Linked DNA regions of Homo sapiens: region 2 is linked to region 1. The links are chromatin contacts, found by Hi-C or POLR2A ChIA-PET in ENCODE. All regions are on one chromosome and are shown on one strand. The core of a region is the stretch at or near the end of the contact, and the rest is flanking DNA. Distances in the headings are between cores, read along the strand shown. Region 1 holds the start of APOBEC3B (apolipoprotein B mRNA editing enzyme catalytic subunit 3B). Region 2 overlaps GRAP2 (GRB2 related adaptor protein 2).

Region 1 (6,212 bases), core at 3,634-6,133:
CAGGAAAGGGCAGCAGAGGCCCCATGGGCAGAGCGGGCAGTGGTCCCTGATCTGGGGCTTCATGTGCAGCCTCCCTGGCAGGCTTGTCTTGGCCCTGATGTTAGTCCTGGGTTTGGATTCTATTTCTATCTTCCAGGGCCCTTGTTCCAGGAGACACCTGCGCTGTGAGTGACCTCCCAGGCCCATCTGAGTGCAAGCCTCACTTTATGCTGCTTTCTCACCTGGATGGGAGGACATCTGGAGGGACCCCTGGATCCTGCCCTCAGGAATCATCCCAGGGACCCCCCCCGTCCCCAGCCACCCAGCAGCTATGTGGTAGTGAGGGAGAGTCAGGGGCAGGTGTCTGCCTTCCCCCATGCCTTCACACTCAGAGGCCACCATTGGAGGGAGGAATAGCGGGTGGGGGTGGCCCTCAGATGTCCCCCCAGGATGCCATGGGTGCCCCCACACTGAGCTCCTTCCTTCCACATCTCCTGCCCAGAGTTGTTCCCTGGAAGGCTGAGCTCTTGCCTCCTCTTGTCCCCATGTCACAGAAGGGCAGCGGCTGGTGTCCCAGGCCACCCTGTCTTGCTGTTTGTTCCTCTAGTCCAAGACCCAGGTGCCTTAGAGGCAGAAGGGGCCTCTTACTCACAGGAAGGGCCCAGGAAAGCAGGGAGGAGGCAGTGTGGAGGGAGCACCAGGAGTTAAGGGAAGGTGGTGTGACCATGAGGGCAGGCAGTGGGTCAAGAGGGAGGGCGGGAGGGCCAGGCCAACGGAGGCCTCAGGAGGATGAGCAGGTGAGAGGAGAGAGATGATGAGGCCAGAGGGAGACCCTCACCTGAGAATCTCCTTTAGCGTGCGGTGCAGGAATGCATAATTTTCATCGAATTTGTACCAAGGCATGAATTGCTGACCTTCATTGTACACAAAGTTTTCCCAGCAGTATGCAAATTCTGAGATGAAGAAGCGGGAAGCAGTCAGGCTCTCCCCTGACCCTGGCCTGTCCTCCCAGGCCTGGTCTCCTGGCTGTCAGTTGCAGTCAGTGCCAGTCCCACCCCTGCAGGCTGCCCTGGGACACCCCCAGCCATGGCATTGCAGATCCATCCATCTTTCATGCTGTTCCTCCCGCTCACGCTCCCCTGACCCCTCCACCTCTCACCTTCATAGTCCATGATCGTCACGCGGGCTCCTGCCTGACTCAGCCTGCAGAGCGCCCTTCGGTAATCTCTTTCCCAGTAGTAGTAGAGGCGGGCGGCAGAGATGGTCAGGGTGACATTGGGGTGCTCAGACAGGAATTCGGCCAGCTTCGCCACACAGTCCGGGCAGGGGGTCCAGGATACAAACCAGGTGATCTGGAAACACTTGTAAGCAGGCAGCTGGTTGCCACAGAACCAAGAGAGGAAGCACATTTCTGCGTGGTACTGAGGCTTGAAATACACCTGGGAGAGGAGCAGGGGGCAGGGGATGCTCTGAGAGGGGGAGCAGGAGGAGTGCAGGGGTGGGGCAGGGAGAGGAGGGGCCAGGACAGGAGCCCAGGGGATCTTGCCATTGAAGCTCCTTTCCTCCATCCCCCCTGTTTAGTTTGAGTGATTGTCTGCTCCAAAGCTCACGTTCAGTGTTAATGGCTATTGTAATGGCCTTAAGAGGTGGCACCTAGAAGAGGCTATGAGGCTGTGGGGACTGCACCTTTGTGGGTGCCACTGCTGTGGTTATTCAAGGGTGACTTCAGCCCCTCTTTCTGTCTCTTGCCCTCTATCTGGAAGGGCAGTGTGTCAGACTAAACTCCTGCTTCCTCTTGTCCCCGTGGCATGGAGCAGCTGTGACTCGACATCCCAGGCCACTCTGTCTGGAGCATCCCCTGAGCTTGTGGCAACAACCTTCACCCTCATGTGACTGTTCAGCTCACAGGCTGAGGCAGGAGAATCACTTGAACCTGGCAGGTGGAAGTTGAGAGTGAGTCATTGCACTCCAGCCCAGGCAACAAAGAGTGAAACTCAGTCTTAAAAAAAAACCAAAACAAAACAAAACAAAAAAACAGAACTGTGGGAAGTGGCCAGGTGCGGTGACTCATGCTTGTAACCCCAGCACTTTGGGAGGCCAAGGCAGGTGACTCACCTGAGGTCAGGAATTCCCCAGCCTGGCCAACATGGTGAAACCCAGTCTCAACTAAAAATAGAAAAAATTAACTGGGCGTGGTGGCAGCCTTCTGTAATCCCAGCTATTCGGGAGGCTAAGGCCGAAGAATCACTTGAACCTGAGAGGTGGAGGTTGTAGTGAGCCAAGATTGTGCAATTGCACTCCAACCTGGGTGCCAGAGCGAGACTCCATCTCGGAAAAAAAAAAAAAAAAAAAAAAGGAAAAAAAGAGAAAAAAGAAATGTGGGAAAAATACACAATTGAGAGCCCAGTGCTGGGCATTTTACTTATTGTTGTGTTTTCTGCATTTCCAGCTGCTTAGGTCCTACTGTAGCAAGGGTTAAAAAGAAAAGAAGAACAAGTTTTCCTCTGCCTAGCCAGCTCACTCCAACGACAGTTATAACACTGCCTGAAAAGTCAAGGCCAAAGGAATGGGCTCCAGACACCACCCCCACACCCCTCCAGGGCAAGGTTGAAGAAAATTTTAAAAAAATTTTTTAAAAAAAAGACAAATTCCTTTACTGTCTCTCCTTTCCAGAACCATTATAACTATATTTTACAAATGTCTGTATTTAGCCAGTTCCTGTTTTCCTTTTGATGTAGCTGCAAGGCCACCAGCTATAGAAGGCCCCAAGTTATGCTAAGTCATCTGTTATGCTATAGATTATGTGACCTGTCACTGTTTGATTAATCGCCTTTGTTCTGCTTCTGTAAGTTTGCTTATAAATACCTCAGTCTGTCTTTGTTAAGGGCTCAGCCTTTTTGGATGTGAGTCTGCTGAACCAGTGCACCTAAATAAATCCTCCTGTCTCACCCATATCAGTCTCTCCAGTCCTCTAATTCCTGCAACACTGCCTGTGATTCGATTGAAGTTTGGGTGGTACCTGGCCTCGAAAGACCCCTGTGTCCCAAAGGAGATTTGAGCGGCCCCTCTTTATTTTCACTTCATAGCACAGCCAAGTGTAGCTCCGACCATAGAGGATGGGTTCGTTTTCAAAGTTGTCGTAGAATGTGTCTCGATACATCCGCTCCATCGGATTTCTGAAGGCACAAGAGAGAAACCGGCCCATGCAGGGAGCCCTCCCGGGAGTCCTCGGGGCTCATGTCCACTGAACACAGCTCCCAGGATGGCCCTGGGCCTCCCCGACCCCTCCACAGCCCTGAGAATTTCTGCTGCCTTCCCAGGCAGGAAGACTGAGGGGAGAGGAAGAGGAGGGGATGCTGGCAGGCGGGCTGGGGTGATCTCTCCCAGCTCGGGTCCAACTCTGGCCTTTCCAGGGGTACATTCCCCACCCTCCTAGTATTTCTGCCAACCCACTCCCCAACCCATTAGGAGAATGCAAAAGAGAATAAAACCCTTCACCCCTAAAAAATAGCTTTTAACCTTTCAGCTCAATTCCTTCCTGATGTTTCACTCTGCGTGTTAACATTATTTTAAAATCATGGTAGAACTGAATTCTGAGGCCCAGGCCACTCTTCTAAGTGCTGAGCGGGTGTGAGCTCACGTGAGGCTACCCTAGGCCTGCAGGGGCCATTCCCATCTTACAGAGGAGATGCCAGAGGCACAGAGAGGCGGGGTAACCTGCCGAGGCCACAGAGCTGGGGACGGATGGAGCAGGGGCCCCTTTCCAGGCCAGCCCTGTCCAGCCTCTGCATCACGGATCCTGTAGGAGAAAGCTGTTGGGGACTGGGCTCTCTTTTCACTAAATTTTAAAATCAGAGCATTTCTCCTCATCATTGCACTTTTTTCCCACATTCTCACATTCCATGTTACTGATCATGTTCTTTCTTTTTTTTTTTGATGAAGTCTCACTCTGTCGCCCAGGCTGGAGTGCAGTGGCATGATCTCAGCTCACTGCAACCTCCACCTCCCAGGTTCAAGCAATTCTCCTGCCTAAACCTCCTGAGTATCTGGGACTAGAGATGCGCCACCATGCCTGGCTAATTTTTGTATGTTTTTTAGTAGAGACGGGGTTTCACCATATGGGCCAGGTTGGTCTCAAACTCCCGACCTCATGATCCGCCCGCCTTGGCCTCCCAAAGTGTTGGGATTACAAGTGTGAGCCACCACGCTCAACCACTGGTCATGTTCTAAAAGATGAAGAGTGACCTTGGAGTGGAACCTGTCTGGGGACATCTGCTCACCATGGAGTCATCCTTGGATGACACGATTTATCATGTGCTTCAGAGACCATTCCTACCCCCGCACCCTCTCCTAAGACTTTGTATTTAAGCAAAGTAATTCTTACAGAAATTTCATCAAAACACTGAGAACAAAAATGCCTGATTGCTCCAATTACCCTTTGGTTCAATTCTCCCAGTTTCTGAGCTCAGGAGTGGCAGGAAGCACACAGAGGGAGCACCCTCCCAGGGCGGGGAGCACCAGTCCGGGCATGACTTTAAGGGAGAGTCTCAGCACGGGGCCTGGGCTGGTGCAGGTAGGGGAGGCAGCCCATTCAGAAGCAGCAGTGGGGTGACCACACAGCAGGACAAAGAGCCTGACTGGGATTCGTGTGGCAGGGGAGCCAGAGGGGAGGGAGCCCAGGGCTGGGGCAGGGGCGGGGGGAGGCCAGGGTTGAGGCCCAGCAGGACCACCAGGCAGGAAGGGGCAGGAGGGGCCCAGCAGGCAGAGTGGGCAGCGGTACCTGATCTGTGGATTCATGTTCAGCCTCTTAGATACGCTTGTCCCTGTCCCGCTCTTTTTTTGAAGCTCTGTGGTTTCACTTCCTGCTTACAGCGTCCTTGCAGTTGGACAGCCCTCCTTAAAGTGACCTCCCAGGGCCTTATGAGTCATGGCCCCTCCCCATTCCTGCTCAGGCATTGGTGTGGGAGGCCCCGGGGTGCTTCATGTTTCTCTGGCTCTGGCTCTGGCTCTGGTTTTCCCCGGACCCTTCCCGCTGGCAGAGGAACCTCCAATAAAGACAGGCTGCTCTGTCTTTATCTGTCCTGGGCAGGACCCAACGGAATTGCAAAGAGAAAGAGAAAGGCATTGCAGCCTGAGCCTGGGAGGCGGGTCCAGACCCAGCTGAGAGAGGGGCAGGTGCCCCGTTGCCTGGTGGTTGGGCAGGCTGGAGCCCCCTCTCCACCACCCCCTCCCCAGCCCTAATGTGTGCCCAGAGCTTTGAGCAGCACCACCCTGTTGAGTGAGGGGAGGTTTTGAGACTCCAGTGGGGAAGGAAGTGTGGACTCCGCACAGCACAAGGGAAGGCTTAGGTGTGCCTCGAGTTCCCAGCTGTGTGCTGGGTCCATGGCATGCGTCCCCTCTTCCAACCTCCCAGCTTCCAGAAGGTGGGGGGCAGGTCAGCCCCTCAGAGGGACTGCGATGTCTGCGACACCAAGGAAGGGAGAAGGGTGTCTATAAACAGGCTCACTGCCCAGGGACCTCTCAAGGGGTTCTTTGTGGGCCAAGAAAACGGGAAACACATACACACACAGCTTTCTGATTATTTAAGTCCATCTAAGCATATTTTGGAGGAATGAATGTACATTGAAATAATCTTCCTAAATAGATTCCTTTAAGGGGAGTTTGTTCCAGCTGGAGAAGTTGTGCTCTCTGTAGAGGCTCTGAACTCCTCTGGCTACGACGACGGGAATGCAGACAGGGAGGAGGATGCGTGGGTGGTAGGGGGAGCAGCAGCGCCCCTACCTGCACAGAAGCTTGTCCAACCTCTGCACAAAGCGGACTCCCAGTGGTTGTTTTTGGAAGGTGAGTTTTCTTTTCTTTCTTTTTTTTTTTTTAAATCTTCCCCAGTATAAATCTTTTAATTTAAAAGTAAATTTTATTGTCGAAAATGCAAACTTGGGGAGGGCAGAAAGATCACACACAGGGCTGTCACTTCACACCTGGGGGGTTGCTGGGAGCCGTCCAGAAGCGCTCCTCACTTCCCAGACGGTGCGGGGGCCGTCCAGAGGCGCTCCTCACTTCCCAGACGGTGCGGGGGCTGGGCAGAGGCGCTCCTTACTTCCCAGACGGTGGGACAGCCAGGCAGAGGCGCTCCTCTGGAAGGTGAAGTTTTCTGTTGCCGTCAGAAAGAGATGGACAAAGGATAAGACCATCGGTGGAAAATAAACAGTTCCGTTTATCAGAAACATACTTTG
Region 2 (6,350 bases), core at 856-3,355, 940 kb before region 1:
GGTAGCTTTATGACTCTGCTCCCTTCCTTGACCCTGTGCCTCAGTCACAGCAGCCCCATGTAAGGCATGTAAGGTTACCTAAATTTACAATGTGCAAATCATCCCTGAGTGTTTCTTCTTGGACTATTCTCCTTTTTGTACTCCTCAATTCTTGCCATCCTTTAATATGGTGCAAATGTTACCTTCTCTGTAAAGCTGTTCCCTGAGCTTAATCCTCCCTCCCTTCTGCCCCAAGGGTACCCTGGCCTCATCTTCTCATTTCAAGTATGGCACCCAATGGAAAGGCATTTGTAATGATTTGTTTGCTTGTGTGTCTTCTCTCTCAAGCTGTAAGCTCTCCCAACTGAGAAGTATCTTCTTTGTGACTTTACAGCATAGCCCAGCCTCTGGCATACAGCAGTCACTTAGTAAATGTTGAATGAATAATGAATGAATGACCTATGGTCTCTTCTGGTTTGGCTTGTGCTAAACTATGCATCTGAGAATTAGGTGGTTTTGGCAATATGATGGAGTGAAACCAACTGACAATATGATGGAACTCAACTTTGCTCTTAAGAATAAGAAGTTTTGGGGAGGCTTAGGCTGGAGGATTGCTTGAGCCCAGGAGTTCGAGCCTGCAATGAACTATAATTGTGCCACTGCACTCTAGCCTGGGCAAAAGAGTGAGACCCTGTCTTGCAAAAATAACTAAATAAATAAATAATAAAAATAAAAACAATGGGTTTTAAACATTTGAGCTAATGGACCACAGATGATAAGGAATTTCAGTAACACATTTTCCTAGACAATATTTCTGTGTGTACTACATCTGGAGATGGTTCAAATAAATGATTAAAACATGTAAAACAGAACCATTAAGTAATCTAGATCATTTACTACAAAAGAGAAACTTGAAGAGACTTAATAATGGTTTTTAATAAAAGATTGTACTCCAAGGATGGCTAAACATCCTCCTTCTCCACAAACACAAAATAAGAAGAAATGAGATGAAAGCGCTTCAAAGATTAAAGTCAAAAACAAAAAGGAATTGAATGGTTTCCTGCCAGGCAGTGTAAACCCATTTCAAGTCACTATTACAGATAACTCACATTCGGAATCAGGCACAGCTCTAAATGCTTGCTATGTATTATGTCATCAATCAATCTAATTTTCATAATGAACCCATGCAAGTTTGTTTTAATTTTATTATTCCCATTGTACAGGTGAGGAAATAGAGGTTCAAGGTGGTTAAGCAGCTAACCCAGGTCACACAGCTGAGAAACCATAGAGCTGAAATTCAAATCCAGGCTGGCTGGCTTGTGAGGTTTTGGTCCGACTTCTAAGCTTCCTGCCTTGCTAGAGGCTGACATAGATGTCAGACCTCTGTCTGGGGATGGAGGCCTGAAGCTAAGCTCAAGAAAGCTCGAGAAGTTCAAGTGGCTAGCTTAAATTTAAACAAGAAAATCCTTGAATATACAAACGATTCTTCATTGCCAGGGCAACCAGCTCTCTTGAGGTCGTTACATCAGATTGTGTGTGTGTGTGTGTGTGTGTGTGTGTGTGTGTGTGTGTGTGTGTCTGTGTAGAGAAGTTAAATACCCATTTTTTGTATTCTTTATTCTGGTGAGCTGGCCTATCAGGTCTTGTCCTGCTAATGAGACAGTAAGTCGTTTTGACTTTTTTTTTGGCTGTCAGGGCATGCACGGTTTCAGCATCCACGTGTGTGTGTGTATTTATAAGACCTGACATGAATCGAGCCATATTTAGATATTATGACTTTACCTCCAGAGTGACGGAACTTACTCTGGGGGTTGGAGAGTCAGCATCTTCTTCCCTGTTATTTTTTCCAAGGCAAGCTTGTTTAGCCTGCCTCTGGGGCACATGAAGTGGGGTCACAGTCAGCACAGAATGGGGGCAGCATGTTCTGCAATTCAAATGCAACTCAAATGCCTGTGCCAAAGAAAGTCAACACTCATCTGATGGGCAGCAGAGAGGGGGCTCGAACACTGAGCTGCACCCCGGCTGCAGGAGGCCTGGAGGCTGGTTCCGGAGAACCAGGCAGCCCAGCAGGAGCCCCGTGAGAAGGGTGGGAATGAGTCACCAGACTTTTCAGGTTGATTGAGGTGATGTCTGTTGATTTTCTTTGAATTTAGATGTGTTATCAGTTCACACATTGGGCATAACGGGAAGAAGATGAGTGAACATTTTCTTGATAGTGCCTGACATTCAGCAGGGTTGTGATAAGATGTGGGGTAAGATATGACTCTGCAAGAATATGCTGGACAGTGTGTGTCCCCTAGCGTGTACCAAAGGAGCGGAGGCAGATGGACCCTCTTGGGAGAAAACAGTGTGACAAGCCCACTCTTTGTTCTCTGACAGACACAAGTTGGCCTGGGTGGATATTTACTATCTTAGGGCAAGGGGAAGAACTGCTAATTTGTCACACATTGTGTTCATGGTCTGGGAAAAGCACTTGCTTTTTTGACATTGGGTCCTCCACTACAACCAGATAGATTCTGAATGCTGTGGTTAAGAGTTAGGGTTTTAGGAGTTCGTATAATCTCTCTGGCCTCAGTTTCCTCATCTTTAAGATGGAAACAACAATGGCACTTATCCCCTTAGATAGGAATAAATAGACTAATACATATCAGGCACTTAAAACAATATATATCCAGCATTAAACTTGTATTTACATGAATGCATGCATCCTTATTTACACAACTTCATATTTATGGGAGGACTTACTCCAATGCTTGCTCAAGATAGATGCTTAGTAAATATTTGTCAAATATTGAAGGAGATAGAAGAATGGATTTAGTGGGGTACTTCTATGGCTATCTGTTCTGACTTCTCAGTAACCTGTAATTCAAGGATAGACAGGTAAAACTGGGTGTTAGATTTAATCTCTATTGAGCAATATTTCAAAAAAGGGGAGTTTTCTGCAATCATACATCTCTGAAGAATAGATGGAAATGGAGATGATGAGTTTGCATGAAGATTGTGAAGGAAATGGCATGAAGAATTGACTTGTCACATGTGAAGGACAGGCAGCAAGGACAATGACTCTAAATAAAATAAAAAACAGGGTCTAATATAATTAGAAACCTTAAAACTGCAAAATATAAGTTATTTGTGAATCTACAAAAATAAATACATACAAAAAACAGGAGTCAAATCTCTGACCTGTATTTACCTTCTCTTGGTTGTTGTAATAATGATAGCTTAGAAATAGAAGTAAAATGAAAAGTATAATGTTTAGGAGCTGGTACAGTATGACAAGAATACCTTAATATTAGATTAAATTATATAAAATCACCACTTTTGGGGTAAAAAATAGGGTCAGCTATTGTCAATATCTTCTATTTATTTTTATTTTTATTTCTTTAGAGACAGGGTCACACTGTGGCCCAGGCTGGAGTGCCGTGGTACAACCCTGGCTCACTGTAGCCTTGAACTCCTGGCCTCAAGTGATTATCCTGGGCCCCAAAAGTGCTGGGATTACAGGCATGAGTCACGGCAGCCAGCCCCCAGATATTGTCAATTTCATATGATTTGATGTAGTATATTTCAGCTAATTGTAGCTAAATCAAAATACTCACAGTGTCTTGCCTTTATTGCCTTTTAACTATGGCCATAAAAATAAATTGGACAATTTTATTTGTCTTAACCTCTTTTACCTCTCAGACTTTGTGCATAGTAGGTACTAAACAACGTTTTGTTAATTGAGTGGTGTTTTTGGTTATCTTCTCTCAAAAGGCAGGACAAAAATTTGCCACACTATCAAATGCTGAGACTGCCCTTAAAATATAATTACCAAAGTGTTCGCTTCACTTCAGTTTTCATGATTTAGATAAATCCTTTTTGTTCCTTGTTTGGGCAGCACTGGGAAGCTAATTAATACATTATTAATATATTGTAGAGGCAAACAAGACTCTGCTTGCTCACACAGCTATGACAATAATAAATTCAGGTCAGAAATATTTTTTCAATTAAGGGAAAATGTTATTATAATGAGAAGTTATTTTTAAACAACAAGACACAACTCAGTGTCGAAACACGGCAGAGACTTACAAATGAGGTGAATGGCAGAGTCAGGCAAGCCCTCTCCTGATGGTTCCAATCATTTAGGGCCCAATATGGACGTCTAAAGTGCCCTGCAATGAACTCGAAATGATAACCTTTTGGGATCCCAGCAATGAAGAACTTCGTTATTATTCGTCTGCGATTTCATAACAGTTGGGATTGGTGCCAAACTTAGGAGCCAGTACTGAAATAGCTGAGCAGGAGGCATGAAATGGTTTTCAATTCAGAAAATAAAGAGCTCCCTCCCCAGTAGAAGAGATGCGGGAATGTTCAGGGAGGAGCGTGAAAAACCCGTGAGTTATAGTACCTCTTTGGGCCTCAGTTTTTCCACACTTTGTTAACTACCTCTTACAGAATATTCATTCTCTGTAACATCTGTTGTTGCAAGGAAAAATCAGATAATGCCTAAAAATGCTATGCATTTCTTGAGGGGGGAAAAAGCTAGAGCCAGAAAATGTATTATTTTGGTTTTGGTTGACCCAGAGATGTGACAGCAGCCACATTACATAAGAAGAGTTCTAAGAAAGCAGAGTTGTCTTCATTTTTTAAACAGAAGAACCACAATCTCCTTTCTGTTTGGATCCTTATACGAATCAAATATGTGAGCAAGAAAGGGCCTACGAAATCACCAATTTTAACTTTCCCCCTAATGCCATTAATTTTTCTTAGAGATATTTTGAGCATGGAGCATGCACAATTCTGCTCAATTTTTGCCATCTAATGAGATCCCAGCCCCAGGTGCTGTGCTTCTACAATAATGTCTCAATGCTAATTACATTTTAGAACAGTTAGGGCAAGAATAGTTCCAAACATACTTGAAGTAATAACTAGTCATATATCCAGAAGGTCAACAGTTCAATCAAAGAGAGAAAAAAATTAGCATATCTTAAGAAAGAATACAAGTGGTTTTGTACAAGAGCTCTCATTTAAGTCTACAAGTGCACTTAAAATACTGATACAGCTAGGTAATTCTATATTTGCCTTTTTAACTCAGTGAAAGCTCCCAATTTCAGGGTGCAGTGTCTGAGAACGAGAAGCATCTGGCAGGTGAAGGGGAGAGGCGTGTTGTTAGTGAAATTGGCTGGAATTTCAGGTTAGGGGTTTGTGCCAGGACTGTGCTGCATGGAGTTGTAGAGAGGGGGGCTTTGGGCTGCTGATGAAGGAAGAGAAACGATGTTAGAGAGCTTTGCACTGGGCCAGGGCTCTGCGCCAATCCTCTGTTACAGTAACAACACAGCGCTAATCCATGAGCACAGTAAATCCCTCAAATAATTGTGTATCAAATCACTACCAACAAAATTACACTCTGCTGTCATCAATGCAGTTTCCATAAAAATGTCTGATCTTTCCCCCAACTTCTCAGTTTCAAAAATGATTTCTAATGAATACCAAAGAGAAGCAATTGGAAGCTCCACCCATTGCTTTCTATTCTACATGACTGAAGTTACCTTTAGTTTAGAAGTGCATCACATTTTAATTAAAAGATAATAATAATTATTGAGTACTTATTATGTACTTGGCAATAGTTACATGGCTAATAGTGTTAAAGAAGATTCCGAAAAAAAAAATCACCTGCCAAAACCATCAAATAAATCATTTCTGCTCCACTAAAGGTAAAGTATTAAAATAATAAAACAGCTCAAGGATTTGTTTTTAATGTGCTAAAAAAGTGGTACTTTTCTTTCTCCAAGAGCCCCGCACTCTGCACAAGAAGTTCCTTTCAGTAAGGGTGCAATGTGACCTGGCATTGTGTGAAACACAGTCTAAGAACTCGTGATTTCATGGGGGAACTAAGCTGGGAATCTAAGAATGACTTTTATAATTTGAACTATAGGAAAACCTTTAGGAAGAAAATCAAGTTATAATGAAACTTATTCAACTCACTAACTTTTAAATAGGATGGGATCTTTTTACATTCAATTTAAAATATAAAACACTTTAAATGTACAGAAAAGTAAAGAGAATAATAATAACCAACTCATCACTGAGGCTTTTTATGAGTCTAATAGACCCTGTTCCATTTCAGAGGGGTCCTACAGTTGCTCAGGTAGGAATTTTTCCAAATTGAAGACCAACCTCTGGGGACAAAGCCTTTTTGCAGGATGTTTTGGGTCCGTGGAATTCTCTCCTTGATCCTCTGCCATCCTAATTGAGCTGTTCCTTCCATTCACTTCCGTTCACGGAGGTGATGAAGTGCTGTTGGGGGAGGGGGCTGTGGCAGATGCCAGGACCACCGCTGCCTTCAGCAGGTCACAGTCAATCCAGGAAGATCAATGCCCACATAAATA

What was found. A loop is a pair of places that touch in the nucleus more often than their neighbours do. ChIA-PET counts read pairs that join two places held with the same protein, here RNA polymerase II (POLR2A). Pooled maps may share reads with other maps.
Region 2: a pooled map shows a loop between it and region 1 (1.9-fold over the local background). The contact joins the enhancer-like site here to the promoter of APOBEC3B in region 1. A Hi-C loop is called at or near these places in 1 of 50 pooled maps. POLR2A ChIA-PET finds 5 or more read pairs at or near these places in 2 of 52 experiments (GM12878 and activated CD4-positive, alpha-beta T cell).

The regions. Positions count from the first base shown.
Region 1 is chr22:38,981,018-38,987,229 of GRCh38, reverse strand. It overlaps APOBEC3B (apolipoprotein B mRNA editing enzyme catalytic subunit 3B), which reads right to left and starts at 4,883. Exons shown (of 8, transcript NM_004900.5): 1 at 4,760-4,883; 2 at 2,999-3,155; 3 at 1,139-1,418; 4 at 818-932. The coding sequence starts at 4,776. RefSeq lists silencers at 540-735, 4,700-4,749 and enhancers at 1,970-2,259, 1,302-2,501.
Region 2 is chr22:39,916,151-39,922,500 of GRCh38, reverse strand. The region is part of intron 1 of GRAP2 (GRB2 related adaptor protein 2); the gene reads right to left. Among named protein-coding and RNA genes, the nearest start is that of GRAP2, 18 kb to the right of the region's middle. RefSeq lists an enhancer at 1,374-1,423. Within about 2 kb of position 2,105, at least 3 of the 41 ENCODE cell types and tissues checked have a DNase peak (open chromatin) inside an H3K27ac peak, as active enhancers do.